Regions from separate parts of the Homo sapiens genome. Here region 1 is linked to region 2. The links are chromatin loops, found by intact Hi-C in ENCODE. Cell type or tissue: PC-3. All regions are shown on one strand. Each heading gives the region's core, and the rest is flanking DNA. Links, peaks and the distances in the headings are about the cores only.

The links. Peaks named below come from ENCODE experiments on the same cell type or tissue, not always from the same donor. Only the 100,000 strongest peaks of a DNase experiment are listed, where the experiment ranks them.
Region 1: a loop joins it to region 2, with 4 times the contacts of the local background. A loop is called at or near these places in 2 of 110 quality-filtered maps.

The regions. Positions count from the first base shown.
Region 1 is chrX:15,940,395-15,952,929 of GRCh38, reverse strand. No RefSeq gene overlaps it. Among named protein-coding and RNA genes, the nearest start is that of AP1S2, 92 kb to the right of the region's middle. RefSeq lists a silencer at 9,689-9,896. In PC-3, for the core only: no CTCF peak of the experiment used is centred there; DNase peaks (open chromatin) are centred at 5,109 and 5,629; H3K27ac peaks cover 1,029 bases.
Region 2 is chrX:15,877,323-15,889,857 of GRCh38, reverse strand. No RefSeq gene overlaps it. Among named protein-coding and RNA genes, the nearest start is that of AP1S2, 29 kb to the right of the region's middle. In PC-3, for the core only: no CTCF peak of the experiment used is centred there; a DNase peak (open chromatin) is centred at 6,547.

The sequences.
Region 1 (12,535 bases), core at 1,428-9,427, 64 kb before region 2:
GAGGCCGGGCACAGTGGCTCACGCCTGTAATCCCTGCACTTTGGGAGGCCAAGGCGGGCAGATCTCCTGAGGTCAGGAGTTCAAGACCAGCCTGGCCAACATGGTGAAACCCCGTCTCTACTAAAAATACAAAAATTAGCCACGCATGGTGGCGCGTGCCTGTAGTCCAGCTACTCAGGAGGCTGAGGCGGGAGAATGGCTTGAACCCAGGAGGTGGAGGTTGCAGTGAGCCCAGATCGCGCCACTGTACTCCAGCCTGGAAACAGAGAGAGACTCCATCAAAAAAAAAAAAAAAAGAGGGAATTGGACTATAAGGTATTTCCCAAATTATGTTCCTTGGGAAACCATTGTCCTTCAAGGCCAATAGGTGTTTCCAGAAAGGATTCTATGAGAAAAATGAGTTTTAGAAATTCTACATTCTATAGTAAATCTCCTCTTGTAGTTCTAGTCCCAGTTCTACAAGCTACTTTGAAAGTTAGTTAAACCTCCCTTTACTCAAATCTCAGTTCCTCATCTGCAAAATGGCTCTTGTAGTACCTGCTCTGCCACCTCCTTGGTGTTGAGAACCAAATGAAAAAGGTGACAGGAAAGTATTTTAAAAACAGGAGAACACTCTATTCAGGTGAGACATGGAGGCAGCATTGCATCCATTGGAGAGATCCTTAAGGCCAGGAGACTAGCCCGGAAACTAGGCCAAGAGGATGTACGTGTGAACTAGAGCTGGCACAGTGAGGAAGGGAAAGCTAGGTATTCCAGGGCTGCTGCTGGGTGACAAACCACCCAAAAACATTGCTGAAAATAGCCATTTATTATGCTCACAGATTATGTAGGCTAGAAATTTGAATGGTACACTATGGGGAAGACTTGTCTCTGCTCTACAATATCTGGGGCCTCAGCTGAAAAGTTTCCAAGTCTGGGGGTGACTCAAAGACTAGAGTCGTCTTGAAGGCTTCCTCATTCACATGTCTGGTAGTTGAGGCTGACTGTTGGCTGGAACACTTACACATGGCTTCTCCATCTTTCCATGTGGTCTCTCCATGTGGACTAGTTTGAGCTTCTTCACAGCATGGTGGCTGGGCTCCAGGAGAGTAAGAGGTTCAGCAGATACTGAACTCTGTAAAAAAAACAAAAACAAAAACAAACAAAAAAAGAGAGCATGGCCAAGTGTATGGGATGTTTATGACCTATCTCAGAAGTCACATAGTGTCACTTTTGCCATACTTTAATGGTCAAGGCAGTCACAAAGGTTCACCTAGTTCAAGGAAAAGCGACATAGACCCCATAACCCAATGGGAGGAGTGTCAAGGTCACTTTAGAAGAAGAACTTGTGGGACAAGGGACATTATTGTGACCATCTTTGGAAAATACAACCCCTCATTTTGCGGCAAGTACAAAGTCAATGAAGTCATGTGGATTCTTAGGGGCTGGCTAGAGGAAAAAGAAAAAGAAAAATCAAGGATTTTCCCACAGTTAAAGTATGAGTGGAAAAAAGAATAACCACGAAAGAGAAGGCTTAAGTCAGAGCTACTTTGTGAGAATAATTAATTCAAGAGATTTTCCAAGGTGAGAGGATCACTTGAGGCCAGGAGTTTAAGAACAACCTGGGCAACATAGTAAGACCCCCATCTCTAGAAAAAATTGAAAATTAAAAAAAAAAAATTCGAAGATATTCCCAGTAGCCCTGCCATTTGAGTCTGGAGAATATCTGAATGAGTTTACTGGCAGAGATAAAGGAGCCAAGAGGAAGACTAAAGATAGAAAATTGAGGAGAGAAAATTAATAGGACACAATTCTGGAGGAGATGGATGTCACCAAATAGTCAGGCAGACGTTTAACTTCACAAAGAGAAACTTTATTTCTCTACAATAAGACAAAATAAAAGGAGAAGATGGAAGAAATAGAGTATAATTCTGAGATAAAGAATACATTTTGAAGTAGAGAGAGGGGAAAATGGCAGATCTCAAACTGAATACCCTGTTTTCTCAGAGAAGTTAAAGGTAAGAAAATCTATTGATATTAAGATGAGATGTCTTAAAGTCCATAAGAAATAGAAATGACTAGGTAAGAAATTGAATAGGTGAGTCACATATTTCTTATTTTTAAAAGAAGTTGAAAGATTGGCAAAATGATGATTGTTGTTGATGCTGGTGATGGATACATGGGGATTTATTACACTGTTCTAACTAATATTGTGTATGTTTGAAATTTTCATAATAAAATGTTTTAAAATTGTAAAAAAAATCTATTGAGTAATGTACTGATTATCTCTGTTTTTAAAAAATGAAACTAATAACCTTGCATTTTGATGTATGGTTTATCAATAAAAATGTTTCCCTTAGGCCAATGGTTCTAAATGGAGAAAGGATTTTCTATTTGTCTCATACCTATTACTGTCTTAAATAAATGTTCAATCAATTCAAATGAACCCATAAAATCCTCTGTCTAGTGCTTTTTAAAATCCTTGTCACAAAGCTTGGTCAAGTTCCGAAATAATTTTGCTTATTTCCCCTGATGGTACATTATGGCTTCTTGCTGAAGTAAAGTGTCTTTTTATTTCCTTTTTTTATTATTATTACTTAAAACAAGTTGGCTGCAGATTGGATCGTACCCAGTCTTTTCCACAGTGATGCCCAAGTAAAGAATATCATTGGGCTTCTAATACTGCTAAATTTCTTCCTGGCATTGGGAAAATATTGAGCTGGCAAAATAAATAGCTCAAATCTCAGAAACTTATTAGACTGATATGGACTCCTGTATGCTTCATAGCCCTAATCATCAACTCATTTATATTCTTTGGAATTGAGAGAAACATATTAAGGAAGGATATTCTTGCCCTGTACGAAATTGTCACAGTCAGCTAGCAAGAAAGATTGAAGACTGAAAAAATATCTTTCAAGCAGCCTCTTGGTTTCTTGAAGCATATCAGTGATACCCAGAATTCATCAAGTTCATGGTTCCACATCTTGGACTGCAGAAAGTGACTAGGCAATGTGCCTGAATCTGACCTTTAATCAATATCTCCTTTTCTGCATTACATTAGGCATAATGAATTGTCAGAAACAGCATGTGGCTCAAACCAATGTTATTCCAAGAAAATAGCTAGTGGGTTTTAGAAATTAGATGGCAAGCAACTCAAAACCTTCAGATAATTTTTTGAGATACTCTATCTTAAAAGTAGAGCAGCCTAGCTTTCCAGCTTTAGCTCTTGCCAAACCATCCATGTGGTGGCCAGGCTCCTGTTCAGTTAAGAGGCATTAGAATGAATGAAGAACATAAGGAATACAGTGGATGGAAATCCTGAACAGGATAGAGGGAAAGAGAAAGAAGGCCAAGGACATTCATGACAGGGAGTACTCAAAAGCATGAACTCAAGGTATGAGGAACAGAAGACACCATACAGCCCTTGCTGAAGGTTCAATAATTTCTTTCACATCAGGACAGCAATGCACACATAGGAAACAGGAAATTGTTCAGCCAGACATACTTTACTGGGCAAAATAATGTCTAACTAACTTCACTCTCAGTGATCTTTGACAGTAATTTGAGGAAGGCAAAGGGAAAATTACCAATATCAAATGACAGTACTGTCTGACACCATTCCTCCTTTGGCTGACATTAATCATGAATTGCTTTCCATAAAGTAATTTTTATTTAACAGAGAAAGAAAGCATATGCCACCTTATCTTAGTGTCTTAGTAAACAGTCGTTCTGGGATTCATTTGCATGGAATATAAACTATGTATGGAGCCCTGAACCTGATTTTGATGTTGAAAAAAAGTATAAAGAAGTGTAATATGTGACAAATCAGGGGAAAAGAGAGAGATTGAGAGTGAGACTGATGTGGGGCTGATGGTGATTTTTTTTCTAACTCCCCCTGCTTCATCAGTGGCTATAAATTATCAGCCGAATATACATAGACACTCTTAATGGCCAAAAAGAGTCAGCTCACAGTTCTGCCCTTGTCAAATCATCCAGAAGAAAGCCGTGCCCGTGGATAGGCACAGCCATGTCACATAGCTCCTGTACTCTCAGGGCCTGTGTGACACTGAACCATAGCCTTGGAAATGGCAGCAAGGTCTACTTTGGTCCAGATCCAAGCCCTGGCAGAGACTAAATCTTACATTAAAAGAGTGGGAAGTTGGTGCAGATAGTATTGCAAGACCAGTCTTTAGATAATTAGCCATTGTTAACTCAGGAAAACCAATTCTAGGCATTGAACATGAAGCCATATCTTGAAAGGTAAGTATAAGTTTTTAAAAAATAGGGATGGGCGGGGTCTCACTACGTTGACCAGGCTGGTCTCAAACTCCTGGAATCAAGCAATCCTCCCATCTCAGCCTCCCAAAGTGCTGGGATCACAGGCATGTGCCACCATGCCCAGCTGCAAGTATAACTTTTGTGCCCGGGCCTCCCCGACTGTGAGAGGCAGAGTAATGCCCCACCCAGTCCTGGAAAGATGCCCATGACCTAACATTGAGAACCTGTGAATATGTGACCTTACATGGCAAAAGGAATTTTGTTGATGTTATTAAATAAAGGATGTTGAGATGGAGAGATTATCCTGGATTACCTGTGTATGCCCAATGTATTCACAAGGGTCCTTGTAAAAGCGACACAAGAGGAGTCATAGTCAGAGAGAAGGAGATGTGATGACAGAGGTAGAGGAACAGAGAGAGATGGGAAGATGCTGCTCTGCTGGCTTTAAAGACAGAGGAAGGAACCAATGACTAAGGAATGCAGATGGCCTGTAGAAGCTGGAAAAGGCAAGGAAATGGATCCTCCTTCAGAGCACCCAGAAGGAATGCAGCCCTGCAAACCCATTTTGGACTTCTGACCTTCAGAACTGTAAGATAATAAATTTGTGTTGCTTTAAGCCACTCAGTTTGTGATAATTTGTTACAGCAGAAATTGGAAACTAATATGCCAACAGCCTATGCAGACAAGATAAGTTCCATTTACTCCTGCTCCCCAAGTTAGAATGATTTAAGTCCCATCTCACTTATCAGTAGGAGTCCAGGCTTTGTTGTGAATCCTCTTCACAAACAAAGGGGAAGGCTTACTCCCACAATCTGCCTTGGTTGTTTCCTGCTGACTCAATCCCCTCCTGGTTCCAGGCCACTCCTTCCCTCCACCCTGCTGCTGGCTACACTTCCTCCGGGACTCACTTTGCATTCCTGCTTCATTCCCTTGTATTGCTTTGCCCAAAGCATGATCCTGCTCATCCTCCTTAATTACCAGACTGAAATGCAAGGCTGTTGCCTGCAGTAATAAAAAATAAGAAGAAAGTAATAATAGGTAATAAAAAAAGAAAAGAATAATGAGTAATAATAAAACTACAAATTGAAGAATTTACAACTGTCTTGGGTTGGGTTTCAGAATTCTTGTGCCTGTGGTTTATTAGGGGAGAATGCTCAGGAGAAGAGTAGTGAGGAGAGCAAGATGAGGCAGGGGAAGAAAGTGAGCGATCATGGGCTGTCACTGGGAGTTCAGTTTCAACCTGATCCTGCAGAGCACTCTGAAGTATACATTGCACCAGAGGAGAGTAGCATTTTGAAGGCAAGGAGGCCAACATTTTGTACTGCTGTGTTAGTCACTGACCACAGCCTCTGGGGGGATGGGATGACATGGCATCCCAGATGAGGAGACTTCTATTATGCCCAGGGCAATTCTCCAGAGAAAGGCAGCTATGAGCTGTTAACAGGCAACACTCATAGCAGCTAAGGGACATGGCCCCTTAAAGGGGATCTGGATGGTAATCAAGCACATCCATTACAGTGACCTAAAACAGAGCTCACAGCTAGTCCCTGAAGAGCACCTCTGCCCCTCTCCCTGGCCTCAGCACTGGTTGAAAGAGTTCACCGTATTCTTCACTCCGCCTCCCCCCTACCCCCACCGCCTGCCTTTCCCCTTTCCTTTCCCTTTTCCTTTCCCTTTTCCTTTCCCCTTTCCTTTCCCCTTTCCTTTCCCCTTTCCGCCTTTTTTCCACTGCATCAGTAAAAATGTCCTGGAGCTGTCTCTTCCCTGGAGTCAGAGGTGCCAGAAGACCTTTCTATTTCTCCCTTAAAGACATCACCCAAAGATTGGGTTTCAGTTTGAGGATTTTCCAAGATGATTGACGACCCCCATTCCCCAATCTTGGTGCTAAGATTCCCAAGAAGACATTGGAACACAATAGCCCAACATCAGTACATTTTTCCAAGTCTGACAAAAAATTGAGTAATATGCATGTATGGCACCAACAGTCCAATCTATATTGAACCAAGGTGATTAGCTGAGCTCAATTCCCACAACCTTTCACTCCTTGAGAAGGTGAAGATTAGTCCTCCCTTTCATTCCCGCCATCCACAAACACCTCCATGAGAACAAGTAATAACATGTAGGTATTGAAATCTATAAATCCCTTCTTAGGGAAGAAACATCACCCAGAAGTGTTATTCACATTGCAGGTGGCAACCCATTAGTGGTGCTGAGAAAAAAAATAATGAAAAAGAGTAGAATAGAATATATCAGAGTTCATTTCAAATAATAAATGTACATATTATTTCACAGAACAAACATTTGTTTCAGTTATATCTATCATACATGTATATTCAAATATTTGTATGTTTTGAGTCATGCTGTATTTCTTACTATTGGCAGGAGTCAAAAAAAGTTGAGAAAAACCCCACTGATTTAAACACTTTTGACTACATGGATAACTGCTTTCATATACATCCAGCACAGTTTGGTTACTTGATGTCACTGGAGGCTCAGAAATCTCTATGTTCTGCTGTAGATCTTTGCTTCATGTCTAGGAAAGGGAAAAACCTGTTTGGGTATTTGTTTTATCCAAAACAAATGAACCTTCAACCCCATTCTGTATTCCAAAGGCGAACTGAACTCTACTTATCTAAGAAGCCAGCCTAAAGCTTTGAAATTATAACACTATGAAATGAAGTGGGTAGAACTGTGTCCCCTAAAAAGATATGTGCAAATCCTAACCACCAGTACCTGTGAATGTGACCTTATTTGGAAATAGGGTCTTTGCAGGCGTAATCAAGTTAAAATGAGGTCACACTGGATTGGAGCAGGGACCGATATCCTTATAGTAAGAGGAAAATTTGGAAACAAGAGACACCCAGGGTGAATGCCATACGACAACAGAGGCAGAGATTGGAGTGATGCACCTACAAGCCAAAGAATGCTAAGGATTGCTGGCAATCACCAGAAATTGGGACGTGGCAGGGAATGCTTCTTCTCTAGAGCCTTGAGAGACAGCATGGCCCTGTGGATACCTTGATTTTGGACTTCTGGCCTCCGGAACTGTGGAGGGAGTAAATTTCTGTTGTTTTAAGCTATCTAGTTTGTTATAGCAGCCCTAGAAAACTAATCATGAATTTTCCTGCTTCTACCCTAACCACTGAATTTTCAAAAACCTTGGGAAATATTTATATGTACTTGCTTGAATATTCATAAAACATTTCTGAAAAATAAAATAATCAAGAAACTGAACATTGTTGCCTTTGGGAAATGGAACTGGGTACCTGCAGAATGAGAGAGGGAGACTTTTTGCTATAATACTACTTTGAATTTAAACTATGTAATGTATGAATAAATAAAATCGAAATTTAGAAAATCTTAGGCAAAAACTCAACCTACCTAGCAATCTCCCCTTTCTCCCCAGGGATCACCAGTGACGGATGTCCATCCCATTTTTGTAAGCAAGAAGGTAAAATTGTAAGAAGATGGATCTCCCATCTTTTACAGAGGGTCCATGGTTCACAGCCATTTCTCTTTTGCACCAAAAACTTGGGAAGGCAAAATGTCTGGTCTTATCCCGAAAATCTTTAATCATCTGCCCCTTTCATTCAAGCTATTTGCTTGAGGATAAAAATGCTCATGAGGAAAAAAAAATGCTGAAAGCTGAGATAATGATCCTATCCATGATATTCCTTAATTACTGACTTAAATGAAGATCCATTGTCATATTTCCTCATTAAAAGACATATTTTATGAGCAGATACTTCTCACGGATGATTTAAGAAGAACAAACTCATCAGATAGTTTGAGACTGAATCCGAAAAGGTATGCATAGTTAATTATGTAATATGAAGTGTTGGACGAAATGGGCCCAAGGGTCTTTCAACATCAAAGCCTCTGGTGGAGAGGCACACAATGTAACACAGGCTAGTCTGTAAAACACTCCTGTAAGACAACTCTACACAGTTTCAGTGTTCAATGTATATTTCATGAATTGAATTAGAGTAAAAGCATAAAATAAAGAGCTAGAAGAGACTTTGGAATGATCAGGTGTGCTTCCCTGTAATGCTTTTAAAACAGGCACAGGTGTCTCTGGGCTGGAATGCTGACTTCACTTTTGCCATGCTTTTTCTATGCCACACTTTTGTCATCTGAAAAATGGGAAAAATAAGAATATCTGCCTTTTAGGGTTGTTGAAGAAGTTAAACAAGGTGAAGTATAGGTAGTAGATGTAACTGGCACCCTGCCCAGATCCCATTTACCAGGCAAGGGCACCAGTCTCCTAGCTGCCTTCCTCTGCAGAATTGTCCTGGGCTGATGGTAGCCAGCTCCCCCAGGAAGTTACCCCACCCCATGGCCCACAGTCAATGACTGACTAATACAGGGGCACAAAGGAGACCCCTCCCTTCAAGGCAGGGATACCTCCAAGGTGTGGTTTGTAGTCCAGAGCCTCTCTCTGAAGAAGTGAAAACACTCCTTTGTTCAGCTTCCACCAGCCCTATCCTATCCTGCTTCCTCCCTCCTTTACAAGTTCTTTCTGCAATACATCCTAAACACCTGACTTCCTGTTCCAGGCTCTGCTTCAAAGGAGTCTGACCTAAGAGAGTAGGTAAAGAGCTTCAAAATTAAGAGTATAAACAGTGAACCCATTTTAATTATTACTTAATCAGTCAAATTTAGGGCAAGCACAAAATCAAAAAACCTTTGACATACTCTAATCCAACCCAGAAGGTTGACAGAGGTAAAGTGGAGATGCAAAACGTGAAAAGAAACAAAATTATTTTGGTGACTTATTCCCAAAGTAACAATGAGATGAGCCAGGAGCCAGAAAGAACTAGATTAGCCCCACTTAGACTTTTAAGCAAGAATAGAGATCCTGTGGTGTAAAGGCTACCAGAGACAAGGTCCCCTAGCCCAAAACCCTCCTTATCACAGAGACTAAGCACAGTCGCTGCTTATCCCTGAGTAACGGGTTTCAGCTCCCTGCCAGACTGCAGAACTATTCAAGTGAACCAATCACATCCTCCCACAGGAACCAGGGACCACCTCACCCTCTTGATACTACAAACCCTGCCTCCCACAGCACCTGGTTGTTCACTCTGTGAATAACTCATGTAGCCCTACATGACATGTGGTAGCTTCCTCCCCCAGACTGGGAGTATGTGTAACTGATAAACTGTTGTCCATCTCAGCTGTCCAGTGTTTGGTGTTGTGTGTTCAGTCATTCACTTAACCCTAGGGCAGGAATCCCATCATCACCAACAGGGTAAAGAGGGGACAATCAAACAGACTATTATTATTTTTTTAAAAGATCATTATTAGGCTGGGCGCGGTGACTCATGCCTGTAATCCCAGCACTTTGGGTGGCCAAGGCAGGTAGATCATGAGGTCAGGAGGTCGAGACAAGCCTGGCCAGCATGGTGAAACCCCATCTCCACTAAAAATACAAAAATTAGCCGGGCATGGTGTCATGTGCCTGTAATCCCAGCTACTCAGGAGGCTGAGGTAGAAGAATCGCTTGACCCCAGGAGGCGGAGGTTGCAGTGAGCCGAGATCGCACCACTGCACCCCAGCCTCAGCGACAGAGCGAGACTCATTCTGAAAAAAATAAATAAATAAATAAATAAATCATTATTACCAGGGCTTGTAAGAGTTCTTAAAATTTTTTAACTTTTCCTTTATTTCGTTAAACTTGCCTATTTTCACATATGGAACTGAGAAAAGCCAACTGTGTTTGTATGCACACGTGCATGCACGCGTGTGTGCATGAAAGAAACAAGATTAGTAAAGAAGCTGGAAGACTGTCTTTCTATGTAGCAGGCACAGGAGAAAAGCTCTGTATAAGAGTTAGGAGTGAATAAGGCAGGGTTCAGCTTGGACCAGAGAGAGAGAGAGGAATAAATCAACATCATGTTGCTGAGACAAAGGTGTGGCCTCGGTAGAAGCATCACTGCTTACCTTTAGACAAGGGTGCTTCCCATTGGAACAAAAAACAAAAATCAGTGGGAAAAGATCAGAGCTCAAAGGTGAAGGAAATGAAAGCACTTGCACAGAAATGAAAAATGAATAAAGAGCGAGTTAAATCTCATTATTCTTCAAGGAATCCTAACACTGTGATTCTTATTTATGCAGAATTTGAGGACCGAGATTGGGTTTCTCACTAGTTTTAGCTAAGGTCATCAAAAATTTTAGCTACCTTTTAAGCATACAGTTCCCTTGACCTTGGATACTCAGCATAGTTATGAGATCACTGGTGACAAGTTGAAGGAGGTGCCCATTTTTAGAGCCTTATAGGGGAAGCTTTTCTGATAATCACCAAATCCCTTCTGGGCTTTTAATTCAATTCAACTCCATCAATATACACTGAGCACCTATATTATGTGGTACATTATATACAGTGTTTCTGCACATGTGCACCTGTGGCATATGAGAAAACCTGCCCTTTGAACATGTACACAGTTGATTGATGTGCATCCCAAAATTTAAGAAATAATATGTGAAAAGATGCAAAGGAGAAAAGTTGAAGCACTATCATTAAATTGCAAGATCACATAGATTGAGTCACACTATTAATGGACCAACGAGAAGGGCAGAAGCAGTTGAAAAAGAATGATACCTCCTGGGAGGTAGGGATGCTAACCTGAACTTTGAGGATGAGTAGGATTGAAATAGACATAGAAGGCATTCCACACATCCACACACTGATGGAGATGAGCATTTGATTCAGTAAATGTTCATTAATTACTAACCAAATGACAAACCTCATATCAAGCACACAGTGGTTGCCATTTTAATTTGGCTGACTCCCTATCTGAGGGAGACATTTTTAACTACAAATGACAAAAAAATCCAATTTAAACTCATTCAGATAAAAACCACAACTGAGTGGCCCCATATTATTTCTTGGTAATTAAATAATGAAATTTGACCTTGCAGCTCATGCAGTGCCACCACAGACCTGGTTTCCACTGGTATCTTCTCAGCATTCCATGGTGTTGGCACCATGTGCTTTCATACTGGTCCCTTGACTGGCCCTTCATTGTAGCAAAATGGTAGCTCAGGTCCAAGCCTTACATCTTCACACCAACTCACTAGGACAAGAGATGTCTCTTTCTACAGCCCCTGTCTATCTTTCAGCCCCATCTTGAATCATGTTCTCACTTGCTCTTTGCACCCAGCTCCATTGGCCTATTTCAAGTTCATCAAATGTGCTATTCTTACCTTTCTCACAGCACACAGGTTTTCATGGTGCATTCTTCTTCCACTCTGCTGGTTAACACACTCATTATCTCAGCTCTTGAACTTCATGACCTAAGGCAAGCCTTCCTTGCCATTCTCACCTACCAGGCAAAGTCAGCCCCTGCTATATTCTCTCAAAACATAATGTAGTTCTCCTTCATGGCCATAAATTAACATAGCCATTCAATTAATATTTGTCTCTTCCAGAAGAAGATAAACCATGTCTTGTTTTGTTCATCATTATATCCTCAACATTAAGCAAGTGTCTGCATGGTGGGTATTCAATAAATATTTGTTGGTTGCATAGGTGGATGGATGGATGGATGAATGAATGGAGGAATAAATGGATGGATGGATGAACTTGACTTTTAAACCTTGCCATGTAACTAATTAGCTACCTCCAGCTTTTTTGTGATTCAGTTCTCTCAACTGTGAAATGAAAAGGTTGGACTAGTTGACCTGTAAGTTCCTTTCTGAACTGAAAGTGTCGAATTCGTAAAGTGTTACTGGCAAGAGAATTTCTTTAACTGCAATATTAGGGAAGTAAAGTAAAAAGTGATGTTTTGGATTACTCTGCTACCCTTTTGCAAATGTCATTTTTAATTACATTCCAACTTTGTGTGCTCTCATGCAGTAGTTAACAATCTGGAGAAATTGGGATGCTACAACTGTTACCAAGCAGCTGGAATTGCCGAAGAGCTAATACAAGTTAGAAAAATATATGCTGACAGTCTAGGAAGATGTTCAATGAAATGTTATGAAGAAAATTTTACACATGTTCCTGCCCCCAGCCCCCCATCCTACCCAACCCCAAACTGGCAATATTCAAAGTAAAGGCTTGATTTGGTTCAACATGCAGCTAAAAATAAAATTTACATCTTTGGGTGATGTTTAATACAGAGGATTATTATCATATTGAAATAGCTATTTTGAATTTACAAAACAGCCTTGTTGCATTCAAATTCATGGCAATTTGATTAGACCCTAAATATATTTTTATTCAAGGTCCTATTCATAGCCAAGGCTTGCCATCTATTTGTGCATTTAAAAAGAGAAT
Region 2 (12,535 bases), core at 2,363-10,362:
AATGGGTGTAGAATTTTGTTTCCCCTGAAATCTCCTCTAATTGGACAAATTTAGCATTCATAAAATGAAGAGGAAGGGATTAAGGCCACCACTTGCTGGCAGAGGCAACCTCAAGGTCTACCACAATGACCCAGCCTCTGTTTTGGCTTAGGTTGATAATTGATGAACTTCTACTTGTGTACCAGACATATTGTTGATGAATAAACACAGTTCTTCCCAAAAGAAACTCACGATCTACTAGTCAATACATAGTTACTTTAAATATAATATTAAATGCTAATTGAAAGGTAGTCTAATAAACCCAGAGGAGGGTACTTAGCCTAACACAGAGTGTTGTAAAAGCTCCCTGTAAATATTTTACCTGCACTTGAAGGTATTTCCATTGGGACCTAAACTCCATATAGATACTCCATGAGGGTAAAGCCTGACTTCACAGTATCCACTAATCCCTGACGGTGACTGACTGTCATGCCAACCTAAATTCATTCCAGATGAAGCCTTTGCCCAATTGTATTTCATCCAGTTAGTGGTTTTCTTGTTTTCATTTTCAACTAGTTGTTTTTTCTCTTGTTCTCTTTCATTAACTCCTACCAGAGTAACAATCCTATCCTGCCCTCCTCCATTTGTTCTTACAGCTCCATCCTTTCCATCTACATGTGAAAACTTAATTTTCATTTTCCAAAATACAGAGACACAGTAGCACTTTTCTGAGCAAGTTGGCCGATGCTGGGAAGGTGAGAGCTGACATTTATTAGGCACCAGCTGTGTGCCTGGCACGAGAGTAACTTTTTTTGGCATTCATTTAATTCTCAAATAAGTCTGTGACCTAGATATAGTATCCCTGCTTTACAAATAAGGAAACTGAGCCCCAGAGAACGTATGCTACTCATAGAAAGTTGGAAATCTACACTCAAGGCCATCTGATTTCAAGGTTGTTCCAAAGCTATGCTTTCTTTGTTATCTTCATTCTTATGTGCAGCCATTTCAGTAATGGCTGCACATAAGAACCATCTGAAGGGTTAAAACACACACAACCAAGACTTTGGCCCCACTCCTAGAGATCCTACTTTAAATGAATGTGACCCAGGCATTAGAATTTTCCTTCAAAGACTTTTGGATGATTCTAATGAAAACCCAAGGTTAGAACAAATCATACTAGGATGTGCTGCCTCTCAAGCCGTATCAATAAATTTCATAAAACATAGCAGAGGCTGAACAGCACTTCAATCCTGACATCTAAAAATAGCAAATTGTGGCACCAACACACAGTATTAGAGGAACTCAAGGTAATTTCACCCAGCATCCTGGGCAAACAGTTTGCACTCGTGCAAACTGCTTATGTTAGACCTGGGCCCGAGATAGACTGCACAAATCAGATCCCAGAAGTCTGCTCTTGGCTTTGCTTCTGAGCTGTACATGGTGGCTGACTTCTTAGCACCCACCACAAATGCCCTGCCCTACATGCCCTTGACCCTGGATTCCACTTGCAGCTACCGTGGGAGCCCTGCAGATGCTCCTCACCTCAAGCAGCCGACCTTGTCTCTCTGCATCTCTGCCCAACAGCTTTCTCTAGCACCTTCAGAGCTGGCTTAGCCTGTGCTCTGGGTGTCCAGGAAGTGCCAGGGATTTATCAACGCCAGGGGCAGCCCTTAACCAAATGAAGGACCGAAGTCAGTGGCTAAATACCTCAGCTTCGTTGTCCTCAGTGAGACAATTAGCAGGCTGGTTCTCCTGAGCTGCCTTTCTCTACAGTTACAGTTACTCAGTAATTCACCCTTTTTTGGTGACTTCTTCCCTCGCCTGTGTAATGCTCCCCAGTCCCTCACTAGGCTGCCTGAGATCACCTCCCCTGGTTACTCCCTGTATCCAAATCCTAGTCTCAGTATCTAAGGATACTGAGGGGAACCAAACTAGGACAACCTCCAGGTGTCTCATTTTGACTTCAGATATAAATAAGCATTAAGCTAACAAAGACACCAATTTAAATATGAATAGTACTTTATCGCTTACTTTCACAAACACTATCATTTTGATAACTAATGAAGGATAACATCTTCTAACACCATTACAAGGGGGTTTCAGGATGGATGCAATGGGCTTTAATTTCTTGAGAGAAAAGCATACCATTATCATAATAAAGACAGGCATAGATTAATTTTTCCCTGTATGCATGTACTTGGCTGACTCCATTAGTGGGTTCTTCACAAGAAAAATGGTGTATTCAAGCAAATATTAGAAATAATTCTATTGTTTATACGGAGGATGCTTAAGCAATTAATGCAACATCAATGCTTTTTTTTTTCAAGTTTTACCGTGAATAGTCATTCGTACTTCATTATGTAAAATTATATATTAAAAATATGTGTTGTGGAAACATTTTTCACTGAGATAAAAATAATTTGACATGGGTCATAGGCTAGGGGTAATAGAGAAATTCAACATTTTTTTTCTGTCCTGCTACAATTTAAATAAAAGTGAGATAGAAAGGGGGAGATTATGGGAGTTGCACCATAAAAAGTAATATACTTTGACATTTCTTTGCAACATACAAAAGACTCTGCTAGATATTATAGCTTATAGCAGTCTTAGCTATAGGGAACTTTAAATAAAATTGACTGGCTCAAGGAAAGGATATTATTATTTTGAGAATAAGAATGAGCAAAAATGCACGGTTCTCTCGGAATCCAAATCCCTAACGAAATGGATAATCCTGCAGTAGAAGAATTTGATTGAAGCTATTATTGTCCCATCTGAGAGTCAGGGCTGGCCACCTTGCACGTTCCTTCACAGGAAGTAGGTCTCCTTCTTAGTACAATTGCAATCTTTTTTCTCTACGGTTTGAAACCTTTTACTGCTGGTTGGATTTCTATTACTCATATTTTAAGGAATTTAAAAGCACCTCTTTAAAAATAAGATTAGAAGTTTTACGTTTACATAGGAGGGTACTATATTAACCATGTAGTTAGGGTTCTTTTAGTTTTATATTTAATTTAATTGTACTTATACTTTTGTATTTACCTTTCAGGAAAATAAAAGCTGGACGGGTGCAGTGGCTCACACCTATAATCCCAGCACTTTGGGAGGCTGAGGCGGGTGGATCACCTGAGGTCAGGAGTTCCAGACCAGCCTGGCCAACATGGTGAAACCTTGTCTCTACTAAAAATACAAAAATTAGACAGGCAGTAGTGGCACGTGCCTATAGCCCCAGCTACTCAGGAGGCTGAGGCAGGAGAATCGCTTGAACCTGGGAGGCAGAGGTTGCAGTGAGCTGAGATCGTGCCAATGCACTCCAGCCTGGGCGACAGAGCGAGACTCCGTCTCAAAAAAATAAATAAATAAATAAATAAAAATTTTTAAAAAAAGGAAAAGAAGAGAAAAGCTATAAATATATATAATAAACATATATAATAATATATAGATTTTTTTACTTTTATATTTACTTTTCAAGAAAATAAAATGTCTGCACTATAACTATATATAATGAGCTACATAATTATATATATGTGTGTATATATATGTGTGTGTATATATAACTATATATAATGAGCTACATAATTATATATATGTGTGTGTATATATATGTGTGTGTGTATATCAAGGCTGCATAATGAGCCTTGATCTTCCAGAATTTTTTTCTCTTAATCCATTGGCCCTGGCCTTAATTAAACCACACAATTTCATTTCTCTGACGAAGTGGGGTGCAAAGCTGGATGTTTCCTGGTAGGGTGTGACAGTGAAAAGGGACAAATTGCTTCTGAGGGAAAAACAGGAAATAGTGCTGATCCTAATTCATGACTGAGGGAGGAGACAGGCCAGATACAGAAGCAACATCTGAAACATTCCTTGTGGCCACCCCTTCTAGACTCACTTAACAGAAGGGCCTGCAAACTGAAGAGGTGGTAATTTGGGGCCACTTGAAGAAATTTGAGGAGAAGGAAGCAGAGTCAAGGACAGTGGCCCATGCCTGTACTCTCAGCTTGAGCCCAGGAGTTCGAAGCTGTAGTGCACTATGGTTGTGCCTGTGAATAGCCACTGCACTTCAGCCTGCGCAACATAGCAAGACCCCATCTCTTTAAAAAAACAGAGAGAGAGAAGAAAGCAAGTATGTAGAATAAAAGACACTGGAAATCAGTGGACTCCCCCCTCAAAAAGAGGATGGATTTGCCAGTGAATGCATATTTGATGTTCTCAATATATTCCTCATTTCTAGAAAACACTAACAATTCCTGTTTTAGCCATCAGTCCACTTATACCAGGACATCCTGTGTAGGGATGGGGAGATTAGTGAGTTGGGCTTGGTCTATAATCTGCCATTTTTTCATTCCTGATAATAATAATGCTATGGGGATGTTCATGTTAGTTAAAACTGTAGTAGTGTTCCAGGTCATGATACGAATTACTACTGCAGGCTTAAAAATAGATTGCAAAAGGGTAGAATGTAAATGTATCTATAAATAAATTTACATGTAATTATATATATATATTTGGGACAAAACTTCAAATACATTCATATCTTTTTCGAGGCAGGTTTATAACTAAAAGAGGTGATTATTTGTTATTCAGCACTCCAAAAATCTATTTTTATTAGGAGTATTGCCCTCATCTATGCTTACTTTTGGTAACTTATCAAACACCAACATTCTGGCCTGGCAAGGTGTAATCTCAGCTACTCCAGAGGCTAAGGTGGGAGGATCACTTGAAGCCAGGAGTTCAAGACCAGCCTGAGCAACATAGGGAGACTCTGTCCCTACAAAAATTAAAACAAAACAAAATACCAACATTCTAGTCTGCAAGAAACTTGAAGAGAAAAAACAGGTTTGAAATGAATAGGACTGAGATTAATTGAGAAGGCAACTTTGGTGTTTCCTACCTGAGTACTGTCTGAGACTCAGCTTACTTATTTTAGAATCATCCAATAGCCTCATACTGACTTAAATGTTATGTGTGTCGCTCATGAAAATGTCATATTCTCCAGATATAGCACTTAAATAATTTTACCCTGGATTTTAGAAAGAACCCTGTTTTCCTCTTTGCTAGGATAGAAATAGGTTTTTGAAATATGAATTTGTGTTTTTGAAAAGTTTTAAATATTCAGAACTTACATTCAAACACTACCACATTACACAGAATACTTGTTTGTGTTTTCAAACACAAAATATTACTTTTAAATTATACCTGCTGTAACGTTTAGATGAATTTCCTTTCAACACTTGGAAATTATAATATGTTTGGATGTATTATTTATCAGCTCCCTTTCTCCTCCTGCTGTTTGCATGTTGAAGGAACAGTACAAGCCAAAAGATTTAAGTTGAAGTCATGCAAATGATATAAATGGTGGATATTGGAACTGGACAGGTTGTACAAATATTCCTGGGTCATTTTAAGCAGATTTTTTTCTGTGTCTGGCTAAGAATTAGATTCTTGGATATCAGCTAAAACTGTCAAAATTAAACTCAGTTGTGAAAATTCAATCCTTAGGAGGCATTCTTTAACTGAAAATCTATCAATATGATGCTAACAATTTAGGCACCCAGGGGAAATGTGATGAATAAGACTTTGCAAGAGCAGATTCAAATTTTCGAATGCATGTTTCCCTGTTGGAAACAAATCACTTTTATTACCTTTTTCATATTTTTCATTTGCAATTTGTGGACTCATAAATATTATACATAGTTAAAAATTGAATAGAATTCTATAATTTACTTTTTCATAAATATTTTAAAAAGAAATTGGCTTGTTCTTTGGTGCTCTCATGATATTGAAGATGAAAAATATTATATTAGCATTTTGATAGATTTTGAAGTTTTAAAAAATTTGTGACTCTAAAATAATGTAGTTTCTGACTTGGTTGGAACAGTTATAGGGGCAAAGGGAAAACTTCCCCTTTGCCCTCTGAAGGTTCACTGAAAAATCTACTCACAAAAGGCAGAGAAGGCATACAAATTTATTTAATAGGAGAGAAGGCATACAAATGCATTAACAGGTACAGGGGAGAATCACAGAGTGATTACACCAAATATCCCCATTGGGCCCTGATACTTATTTAGTTGTGTTTTTTTTTTTTTTTTCAGAGGGGAGGAGGGAGATGGGGAGTATAGGTAATTCTGTTGAGGGGCAATAAATGATTACTAGGAAGAATGAATGGATGGGGATCGGAGATTAACTTGTAAATGATTCTCTTCGGATATCTTGCGAAAGGGTTAGTTCAGGTGTAGTTAAATCTTCAGTCTTATTTTTTGCAATAGATAATGAGATAACAGGTAGGGGAAGAAAAAACAATTGTTCTCCTTGGAGAGTCTGTCTGGTTTTAGGGGAAAGTCTTCCAGTGTCTGTTGACCTTTAAGGACCTTTAATTCAAAATACTCATGATACTGTCAGAGGCAATCAAACCAGAGCAACTCCATCTTGAATAGGGGCTGGGTAAAATAAGGCTGTGACCTACTGGGCTGCATTCTCTGGAGGTCAGACCTTCTTAGTCACAGGATGAAGTAGGAAGTGGGCAGGACTGGTATCACAAGACACAGGTCATAAAGACCCCGCTGATAAAACAGGATGTGGTAAAGAAGCTGGCCAAAACCCACAAAAACTAAAATGGTGATGAAAGTGACCTCTAGTCATCCTCACTGTTCATTGTATGCCAATAGTAATACGTTAGCATGCTAAAAGACACTCCCACGGGTACCATGACAGTTTACAAATGCCATGGCAACATTCAAAATTACCCTCTATGGTCTAAAAAGGGGAGGTATCTGTTGCAAGTGAGCAGCAACTACCTGGAGCTGGTGGTGCTGGGGTAAGAAGAATTTACCAAGACAGTTGTACGTAAAGAAAGGCAGATTTGTTAAAGAAAGTAGGAAAATACGTTGCAAGGTGGCAACAGGAAGACAGCAAGAGAGGAGCTGACTACAAAGAGACTAAGGCTTGCTGGGGATTTTACAGAATGGTACTGTGCTGTGTACTGAAGAGGGCTTTGTGCACTACTGATAACACCAAGGTTGCAGTGAGCTAACTTGCAGGTGTCTGGTGACAAGTTGGGCACAGGAGGGCTACATGTCTGGGACCATGAAGAAATGCAGACTTATAGCTTATCTGCTTTCTCTTTTTGCTTTCCCTTGGTCCTGCCAGCCCAACTCCCTCTCCTTAATTAGGACTCCACAGGACCCTCAGTTCTGGGAAATCTCCACCCCTTTCCTGGAAAACTCATGAATAATTCACCCCTTGTTTAGCATATAATCAAGAAATAATTGTAAGTATACTCAGTAGAGCAGCCCATACTGCTGCTCTGACTATGGAGTAGCCATTCTTTTATTCCTTTACTTTCTTAATAAAGTTGCTTTCACTTGACTCTATGGATTCACCCCGAACTCTTTCTTACAATCATTAATTGAATTACATACGGCATGGGGGTCGGGGGACAGGTTGGCAGGTAGAGTTCTTAGCAAAATCTGCTCCTACGAGTGGAGGAGAGATATCAGTACATCAAGCAAAATGTTTGGTAACCAGTGGCTTTTGAGTTTGCTGATTTAGAAGAAGACATATTGCTCAAATTTTAGCATTCATCTGTTAAGGATGTTGGAAATAAATCCAAGCACTTTTATTGCATTCCGTGCTTTATTACTAGTGGGGTAGCCTCTGAGCTCTTGTTAAGAGCATTAGTAGCAATTTTCATGTTGATTTTTCTTAAGCAGATGCTTATTTTTTCTAGTTCTTTGTTACTCTTTGAAGGAAGAACCAAATCCTTAAAATTAATCTCCAATTCATGCGTATATTAGTATTTCAACTGGCCTAGAAAACCTCAGAGTTTTTTCCACAGGTGACCCATCTTACATACTCTGAACTTAATGCTGTTGAGGTATTCAGACACACTTGCAAAAGAAAAGAGAAAAGAAAAAAGAAAGAAATCACAAATAAATGTCATCTGGTTAGGTTTTATTCATCTTTCTGGCTTGCTGCAATCTTTCAAATCCTGATTCTCAAATTGGTATTCCTTTCATTCTAGTGTCATCTGAAAATTTGATCAGTTTGCCATCTCAAAAAAAATGGGCGGTCTGCTGGACCACCCTGTGCCTCTCCTCAGGGAGCCTAGCAACAGGCTGTCTCCTAGAAATGACTGCAAGATTTTCAGCCAAGAGTCGTGGTTGCTATATGCAAATTTCAGATGGCTCACATACAGCATTAGGATGATCCTCACCTAGGCAAGGCCATTCCATTACCCATTAACCCATGTCCTTCTAATACCTAATGACACATTCCCAGTCAGGTGTCCTTTACCCTCTCCCAACTTCTGTATCAGTACTGGGGTGCAGAGTCCTTCTCCTGGAGCCAAGCCTTGGTGCTTCCAACCATACCCAGCCTCAAAACACTTATGTATAGAAAGAGAAGAGTTTAGGTAGGGGGAGGGGTGGCACAAGTATGTATGACATTGTCTGCCATATATTTCATTGACACTATACCTCTAAGCTTCCTCAGCCAATCTGCTTTACCCCTGCATTATGTGCTGTGTATAGTATTTGTCCTTGCCCCAGGATGTAATAGCTGGCACTCAATGTGGGGCAAATACCACTTGACCTAATGCTATAGGTGTTTCTGTGTTTTCCAAAGACAGAAGGGTTCACTTGGGGGTGGGATATGTCTTCCCTGGGGTTGTTGTTGACAAGTCACCTGGCTGAGTTGGAATGACCAGTGACTAGGTGGTCACAAGGCTTATGCCCAAAGACTGCAGAAGCCCTGGAGCAAGCTATTTGCAATGAAAGAAAAATGTCAGACAATAAAGATGTCCATAATTTCATTCCTTTCCAGGTAAGAATGCTGAGCAACTCCTCAGAAGTTTGGAGAGCCTTTCAAGTCCTAAAGATGACAAAGATGTGGTAAGCAGATTAATGCCCCCCACCAAAGATGCCTATGTCTGTCCTAATCCCTAGAACCTGTGAATATGTTACTGATATGATGTGGCTGTGTCCCCACCTAAATTTCATCTTGAATTGTAGTTCCCATAATCCCCACATGTCATGGAGGTACCCAGAGGGAGGTAATTGAATCTTGGGGGCACTTACCCCCATGCTGCTGTTCTCATGATAGTGAGTGAGTTCTCGAAAGAGCTGATGGTTTTATAAGGGGCTTCCCCCTCCCCCAACTTCGTTCTGCTTCTTGCTGCTGCCATGTGAAGAAGGACATGATTGCTTTCCCTTCCGCCACATTCGTAAGTTTCCTGAGGCCTCCCTAGCCCTGCAAACTGTGAGTCAATTAAACCTCTTTCCTTTATAAATTACCCAGCCTTGGGTATGTCTTTATTAGCAGCATGAGAACAGAACCCAGTCTTGGGTATGTCTTTATTAGCAGCATGAGAACAGACTAATACAGTAAATTGGTACTGGGTATTGGGGTGCTGCTATAAAGATACCTGAAAATGTGGAAGTGACTTTGGAACTGGGTAACCGGCAGAAGTTGGAACAGTTTGGAAGGCTCAGAAGAAGATAGGAAAATATGGGAAAGTTTGGAAGTTCCTAGAGACTTGTTGAATGGTTTTGACCAAAATGCTGACAGTGATATGAACAATAAGGTCCAGGGCAAGGTGGTCTCACATGGAGATGATGAACTTATTGGGAAGTGGACCAAAGGTGATTCTTGCTATGCTTTAACAAAGAGACTGGCAGCATTTTGCCCCTGCCCTAGAGATCTGTGGAACCTTAAGAGAGATGATTTAGGGTATCTGGTGGAAAAAATTTTGAAGCAGCAAAGTGTTTAAGATATGACTTGGGTGCTCTTAAAAGCATTCAGTTTTATTCATTTACCAAGATATGGTTTGGAATTGAAACTTATGTTTAAAAGGGAAGCAGAGCATAAAAGTTCAGAAAATCTGCAGCTTGAAGATGTGATGGAAAAGAAAAATCTGTTTTCTGATGAGAAATTCAAGCTGACTGCATAAATTTGCATAAGGAATGAGGAGCCAAATGTTAATCACCAAGACAATTAGGAAAAATTGAAAACATTTCAAGGTCAGAGACCTTCACAGCAGCCCCTCCCATGACAGCCCTGGAGACCTAGGAGGGAAAATTGGTTTCCTGGGCCAGGTCCAGGACCTTCTTGCTGTGTGCAGCCTATGGACTTGGTGCTCTGTGTCCCAGCCTCTGCAGCTGTGGCTAAAAAGGGCCACGGTACAGCTTGGGCCATGGCTTCAGAGGGTGCAAGCCCCGAGCCTTGGCAGCTTCCATGTGGTATTGGGCCTGTGGGTGCATGGAAGTCAAGAATTGAGGTTTGGGAACTTCCACCTAGATTTCAGAGGATGTATGGAAATGCCTGGATGTCCAGGCAGAAGTTTTCTGCAAGGGCAGGGCCTTCATGGAGAACCTCTGTTAGGCCAGTGCAAAAGGGAAATGTAGGGTGAGAGACCCCACACAGAGTCCCCACTGGAACATTGCCTAGTGGAGCTGTGAAAAGAGGGCCACCATCCTCCAGACCTCAGAATGGTAGATCCACCAACAGCTTGCATTGTGCGCCTGGAAAAGCCACAGACACTCAAGGCCAGCCTGTGAAAGAAGCCAGGAGGGAGACTGTACCCTGCAAAGCCAGAAGGGTGGAGGTGCCCAAGACCATGGGAACCCACCTCTTGCATCAGCATGACCTGGATGTGAGACATGGAGTCAAAGGAGATCATTTCAAAGCTTCAAGATTTGATTCCCCTGCTGGATTTCAGACTTGCATGGGGCCTGTACCCCTTTATGTTGGCCAATTTCTCCCATTTGGAACGAGTTATTTACCCAATGCCTGTACCCCCATTGTATTGAGGAAATAACTAACTTGTTTTGATTTTACAGGATCATAGGCAGAATGGACTTGCCTTGTCTCAGATGAGACTTTGAACTTGGACTTTTGGGTTAATACTGGAATGAGTTAAGACTTTGGAGGATTGTGGAAAGGCATGATTGTGTTTTGAAATGTGAGTACATGAGATTTGGGAGGGGCCAAGGGCAGAATGATATGGTTTGGCTATGTCCCCACCCAAATCTCATCTTGAATTGTAGTTCCCATAATGCCCACGTGTCATGGGAGGGACCTGGTGAGAGGTAATTGAATCTTGTGGGCAGTTACCCCCATGCTGCTATTCTCATGGCAGTGAGTGAGTTCTTACAAGATCTGATGGTTTTATAAGGGGCTACCCCACCTTTGCTCTGCACTTCTCCTTGCTGCCACCACGTCTATTAGTCCATTTTCATGCTGCTGATAAAGACATACCTGAGATTGGGTAATTTATTAAGAAAAGAGGTTTAAAGGACGCACAGTTCCATGTGGCTGGGGAGGCCTCACAATCATGGTGGAAGGCGAAAGGCACATCTTAGATGACAGCAGACAAGAGAGAGAATGAGAACCAAGTGAAAGGGGTTTCCCCTTATAAAATCATCAGATGTCATGAGACTCATTCACTACCACAAGAACAGTATGGGGAAAACTGCCTCATGATTCATTTATCTCCCACTGGGTCCCTCCCACAACACATGGGAATTATGGGAGCTACAATTCAAGATGAGATTTGGTTGGGGACACAGCCAAACCATATCACCATGTAAAGAAGGATGTGTTTGCTTCCTCTTCTGCCATGATTGTAAGTTTCCTGAGGCCTCACCAGCCATGCTGAACTGTGAGTCAATTAAACCTCTTTCCTTTGTAAATTACCCAGTCGTGGTTATGTCTTTATTAACAGCATGAAAATTGACTAATACAGTTACCTTACACAGCAAAGAGGAGTTAAAGCTGCTAATCAGCTGACTTGAAGACAGGGAGATTGTCCCCAATTACTGGGTGAGCCTGATGTCATCACAAGGGTTCTTTAAAATAGAAGAAAGAGGGCCAGGCATGGTGTTGCATGCCTGCAGTTCCAGCTACTTGGGAGGCTGAGGCTGGAGAATCACTTGAGCCCAGGAGTTCAAGACTAGCATGAGCAACATAGGGAGACCTCATTTCTTTTAAAAACTTTTCTTTTTAAAGTTAACCAGGCATGGTGGCATGCCTGTAGTCCCAGCTACTTGGGAGGCTGAGGCAGGATGATTGCTTGAGTCCAGGACTTTGAGGCTGCAGTGAGCTGTGGTCATACCACTGCGCTTCAGCCTGGGTGACAGAGCAAGAGTGAGATCCTGTCTCTAAAAAAAAATTTTTTTTAAGTGAAAGGAGGACAAAGAGTTAGAATGTGTAGGAAAACCACATAGACATAGCCAAGGGAAGAGTGTGTGCAGAGGCTAACACCTCGTGTTCTGTCTGGTCATCACCCCAGACCAAGTCAAGCAGTTCCTACAAGGCTCCTGGGAAAGCAGCCAAGTGGCTCCTGATCGCCTCTTGGGATTTTGTTTCAGGACTCCTTACTCATACATGCATCAAGGGAGCTCTGCAGAGCTGCACAGTTGGTTCTGCGTTACTTTTTGTAGCCTACCTATTCATACAGTGTCTTTTCTAATCTCTGATTTCACTGTAGAAACCCCACTTAAGGTCCAGTTAACTTCTGCCCCTGAAAGGAAGCTTGTGCTTAATGCCCCTGGAAGAAGGT